2 separate regions of the Mus musculus genome follow, and region 2 is linked to region 1. A link is a loop called in an ENCODE intact Hi-C map of the cell type or tissue named here. Cell type or tissue: gastrocnemius. All regions are shown on one strand. Links, peaks and the distances in the headings refer to the core of each region. The heading gives the core; the rest is flanking DNA. Region 1 overlaps Gm46948 (a long non-coding RNA gene). Region 2 overlaps Ppp1r9a (protein phosphatase 1, regulatory subunit 9A).

Region 1 (2,809 bases), core at 238-2,737:
ACAGTGCTACTTAAGATTGCTTGAGTGTGCTGTCTTTACTTTCTCTCTTGAGCGTCCTTCGGTCAGGCATCTGATGAGATGAGTCAATCATTGATGATGGCTCTGGTGCCTGCCTTAGCACAGAGCCACAGGTGGCCTCTGAGACTTCATCTTCCTTGGCTTATCATCCCAATAGCAAGATTGGGTACAGCGTTCATTGATGAAAAGCCTTCTGTACTTGACACTGTCCCTTGGGGCTTCTATCTGGCTCACTTTAGTCTTGTTATTTGTTTCTTTCATTTTTTCCCTTCTCTTTGCAGCATTCAAGTGACCCCAGAGCTCAGTTCACAGATTTTTTTCACTTTCCATTCTGACTCAGAGTCAATGTAGTGAGTTTGAAATGACCCATAAATATCTATTTGAAGATTCTCAAGTATATGCATATTCTCGTCCATAACTCATGTGTCTGCCTGTAATATCGTGTTCTACAATGGCATTTCACAGTCAACAAGTCAATTTATTTCATTTAATACATTTATTAGTTGATGTTAACTGTGTAAATATTTACTGTGTGCAATATGATGTTCTCAAATTCCTATACATTGTAGGGTCACTCAAACAAGCTTAATAATATATACATTATCTCTATATTGATCACTTTTGTGGTGAGAACACCAGAGCCCTCAAGGTGATTTTCAAGTATACAGTGTGCTGTTATTAGTATAGTCACCATGCTGTACAATACAGACCAAATTCATTCCAAAATGCAGCTTCCCTCGAGGTTTTTCTCAAAAAGAAAAGAAAGATAGAAAAATCAATTGTTGTGATTGCTCAGCCCCAAATACAGGGTAAAGGCAGATTTTAATCAGAGTCGTTTCCTTAGATGTTCATCTGAATATCTGCAGTGAAGTCTGGCCCATTGTAAGTGATCCATAGATAATAAAGAAAAATTTAGTGCTATAGAGTTACAAATAAAGAACGTTTGAAATAACTGATACCTATCATTTTTAAAGTGAGGGAGAAGAGCAGTGTCGGAAAAAGATCTTGAAGGACTAGCAGTAATGCAATAAGATAAGAAAAATATGAGAAGATGGTCTCATGAGGGGAACAACAGAATTAACAACCATAATAAGCATTATGTGGGACAGTGTGGTACTTTCAGTCAAGTCATAGGTATACGGGAAACAGTTCTAAAGGAATCCTCAAAAACAAAGAAAGGTGTAAGAGTCTTAAGAAGGAGAATAGAATTCCATAGCACCTTAAGAGACTACGAATGTGCTTAAAGACACAAGTGGACGAATGATAGGAGATGAAGAGACAATATGGATATTTGACTCTCTGGCCATAGAACCCAACGCATACACCATACTACTGTACTAAGTTGTGATGCTGAAATTGGCCAGTAGAGGGCATAAAACACTTCCACCTCTACAATTCTCCCCCAGCATCCTTTACTACTACTGGATGGAGCCCTTTCAGATGCTGAGAACCAGTAAGCAAGAGAACTGCTTGAGACAAGAACACTCTGTAAACAGAGTTCATTTCCTTTGCCTTAGTGATCTTATGTGGAAACAAAATAGTCATTTGATTCACCATTGGCATCATCTTTCAGTGGAATTCCACCACAAAGGGCTTTGCTGACAGTGATAGAAGCTGGATGTAAAAGAACAGAGGCGGGATAAAATTTCACCAACACTAAATTCTTCCTGTAGTCAAACTCACTTCCAAGAAAGAGATGAAAATCCCTTTCTCTTCTCTGGCCTTCACCACGCAGTTTTGTGCAGTCCTAGGACCCTAATTCTTTCTTATCTTATTAGTTTTGCACAGACCTGTCTCTACTGTCATTTCAAATAAATTTTGAAGCAAGATATAACTTACGAAAGTCAATGTAGTTCATAAAACTACTAGAATTGAGAAGAATGCATTGTTACTAACTTACACGTAAACTTTTGGTACTGTTAGTACTGGGCTTCATGATTTACAGTTCCAACGCTCTCTCAATTATTCATTATTGCACAGTTTATAAGAGGGCACAAAGTTAGCAATAACAATTACATTAATGATAGAGTGAGTTATTTAAATTAATTTTAATAGTCATTATATTTGTGATGACAATTATGGTTATGACTAACTATGATTACAGCAGCCATTGTAATCATAATAAGCTCAAGGATGGTTTAATTCTAATGACTTCATCCTAAAGAAATTAGAATATAGAACTGTAAGTGAATGCAGCTATGCTTGTTAGATAGAGGAATGTTTTTGAATATTGGTTACTGGATATTAACCTTCTCCATGAAATCAATGACTTTTTTTTTAAATAAAACCAGAATTGTTGATTAGATGCTATAATCAAGGGAAGGGGGGAGGGGGGAATGTGTGTTATTCTTAATTTTATAAGTCTTAAATGGAAACTATTTGGATTATAGGTGATATGCTGAAATGACCTTGGTGTTTTTCTTAATTCCACTTATCAAAGTGATGAGAGCCTTTGAGGCACTAAGGAAGAGCATGTCCAGCTATCATGAAAATATGGAATTAGCATACATGGAACTTTCTGGGGATATTTCTATGGGAAGGTATTCTGGAGTATTGTCCTGTTTTCATATGCAGAAGTAAGAACTTCTTGTTAATCGTGACAACAACCCCATGTGTGTGCACAGTAACTCCAAAAATGAATGGGTGTGGTTTGACAATTGATAAGTCTTACAAAAGTCAGTACAATTTCCTGCTGGCCATCTTGTCTACCCTCGACTCTCTCCAAGGGTATTCTCTTCATGCCCCGAAGGCTTGTTGTTTTGCAGGATTCCTTGGATAGCATGGTAAAGCT
Region 2 (2,809 bases), core at 247-2,746, 700 kb after region 1:
ACTTGATTTCTTCACATAAACGACATCCTGCTGAGCACTTTCCACAGACAAACTTGTCCAACCGATGGCTTAAAGAAGAACTGTTTTAACTTTTTCAATCTTTTAAAAACAAGTTTGTGCATGTCCAGCATGTCTCTCGATCACAATCACCCATCCCACCCCCTGCCACTACCCTCAGTCAGCACCCAGTTCTGTGTGTCCACCATGATTTCATGGCCTCTCCTGTGGGGCCCAGGAACCTGCAGAATCAGGTTGGTACCTAGCCGTAGCAGCTGTGGACACCAGTGTGACGGCTCGGTCCTATCCAGGTGACAGCATTTTACAACACACCTCTGGCTCTTATTTCTTTCTGCCCCTTCTCCCCTTCTTCCTCAGTGTGCCCCGAGCCCATTTGTTAGGTGGGTAGAGATACCCTATGTGGGGATTCATAGTCACTAATTTTCCTTTTCTTTTTCTTGCACTGGGAACCAACCTAGGGCTTTGGGCACTGGTCACGTGCTCCACCGCTGATGTCTATCTCTAGCCTGCGGTTCTCATTTTAAAATTTGCCCTACTCTCAGCTTATTATGGGGTGCTTGAATCATTTTGCTAGTTACCTCTGAAATTAATTTTATTGTAATCAAATTAATAAGCGGATATGTGGGGAACAGCATCTTCTCATACTAGCGATCTCTTCATTTATATCGACTGAAAGTGTTTTTGCTGACCGCTCAGAAGGTGCATAGATCTTTGCTTGCTGCATAAATGCCAAGCTATAAGAATTAAAGACATGACTAAACTAACCAAAAGCAATTTCAAAGATTGGCTTAGACTCAGAAGGAGTTAAGTAATCTTCCGAATTTTTTTTCAATCATGGCATCACTGTGGCTTAATGATTTCTGAACATAGGAGTTTCTGTTTCTGAAATTCTGTCATTGTTGAGTAATAGAGTGTACATTTTGGAGAAAGCTTTCTTTTTTTTTTTTTTTTTCTGAGACAGGGTTTCTCTGTATAGTGGAGAAAGCATTTTATTCATTTGAAATTTCATATTAATAATGTTTATTCTTTGACATTTCATATGTGCGTGTAATGCATTCTGGTTACTTCTCCCACTCTCACACTGATCTCCTGATTTCCCATCAACACCCCCCCCCCCCAGATTATCTTACTCCTTACAAATATCTTTCCTATATTCACTAATTGTGTTTTGTTTTGTGTCCCAAGGGATTTAGCTAGGGCTCTGGCGACTCTAATTGAGAACTAGCCATGGAGCCTTGCTATGCTCACCAGTGTGTCTGTAAGCTGTATATTCTGGCTGCCCCAGAATCTGTTAGGTGGCACTAGGCCAGCAGTAACTGGCAGGGCTGGGCTGGGAGCCCCTCTCCCTTCGAGGCTGACTGTGCTGACCTGCCAGCCTCCAAAGGCATCTGTGTTACTGCCTGCCTCCTACTCATCCCTACCCTTCTGTCACTTAGGGTTTTATATACATAGACACCTTATGCCCCTTGTTAGCTGCACTTAGCCTCAGGATTGCTACAGTAATTTGAGCCTTGTAATGTTCTGCTCTCACATGATACACTTTGCCCCAATTCTATTTTGGTTAATAGTAAAACTTAAAACGGGTTTCTTTTGCCTTGCATTTCTTTCATGATGTCTGAATTTTTTTTCTTTTTCTTTTTCCTTTTTATTTTGAGACAGGGTTTCTCTGTGTAGCCCTGGCTGTCCTGGAACTCACTCTGTAGACCAGGTTGGCCTCGAACTCAGAAATCCACCTGCCTCTGCCTCTGCCTCTGCCTCCCAAGTGCTGGGATTAAAGGTGTGTGCCACCACTGCCCAGTCTGAATTTCTATTTATTTATTATATGTTTTATCCATTTTATAAATTTGATTCAAATGTTTTTCCTTTCAGTAGTCTATTCCTGAATCTTATTTTTTAATCAATTATTATGGGAGTCTTTGCAGTTAGTGAACATAGTCCCTTTATGTTTGTAGTTATCACTTTACTATTAGAACCTTTGTGTGTCCTCTTGGCTTATGTGTTTTCTTTTCTCATATTTTCTTGTGTCTTTTTTATTTTTCTACCCATCATCAGAAATATCAAAATTTTACCTGTTGCCTAAAAGTTATTATTTGCTTTTCTCAGTAGTTTGACACAGTTGTTTTCCTATCTGTATAATATAGAAGTCAGATCAGTATCTGTGCTTCTAATCATTGGTGAATAATGGCAGTGGCATTATCTCCCGAGTCTCAAGAGTCTTGGGCATCATGTATGCTGGCACGTGTGCCTGTCACAGTGTGATTACTTCCGGCTTCCCGCGCCCTCCCCTTGCTGTGAGCACACTGTCTCACTGTTAACTTACTCCCGGGTCTGCTGCTCCCTCCCTCCTGTCAGCACCAAAGGTTCCTGTCACATGGGCCTGACTTAGATAGCAGTCAGGAGGTCATAGCTTCAGGGTGAGGAGCAGGCTGGCCTGACTTAGCAGGGTTATGTGGGAAAGGTGAGGTGCCACTTCCTGGTTGCTGGCATTCCCTGCTCTATGTCTCTATATTTGCAACTCCAGACCCCCCCACCCCCTTGGTTGTTTTTAAAAACTTCCTTCACAAGCATTTCTTATGTTTTAAATGGTGGCCTGAAGCACATCTGTGACCTTCTCTCTTAGGCAGATCCACATTGCTTTCAAAGAAGGTCGTGGTGTTTGTTAGTTTGCTATGTTGGGCCCAAACAAAAGTTTTCCCTTACCTCAGCCATCCCTGCCTGTATGCATTTATTAATACGGCCATCTCCTTTCCTGGGTGTGTTTACTTGTTCATGTGTCAGCTTCTTATAACTC

Evidence for each region. A loop is a pair of places that touch in the nucleus more often than their neighbours do. Peaks named below come from ENCODE experiments on the same cell type or tissue, not always from the same donor. Only the 100,000 strongest peaks of a DNase experiment are listed, where the experiment ranks them.
Region 2: a loop joins it to region 1, with 2.7 times the contacts of the local background. A loop is called at or near these places in 13 of 42 quality-filtered maps.

The regions. Positions count from the first base shown.
Region 1 is chr6:4,406,540-4,409,348 of GRCm38, forward strand. The region is part of intron 3 of Gm46948 (a long non-coding RNA gene); the gene reads right to left. Among named protein-coding and RNA genes, the nearest start is that of Gm33788, 17 kb to the right of the region's middle. In gastrocnemius, for the core only: a CTCF peak has its summit at 1,389 (motif pointing right); a DNase peak (open chromatin) is centred at 1,390.
Region 2 is chr6:5,101,624-5,104,432 of GRCm38, forward strand. The region is part of intron 7 of Ppp1r9a (protein phosphatase 1, regulatory subunit 9A); the gene reads left to right. Among named protein-coding and RNA genes, the nearest start is that of Gm52886, 48 kb to the left of the region's middle. In gastrocnemius, for the core only: no CTCF peak of the experiment used is centred there; DNase peaks (open chromatin) are centred at 1,331 and 2,347.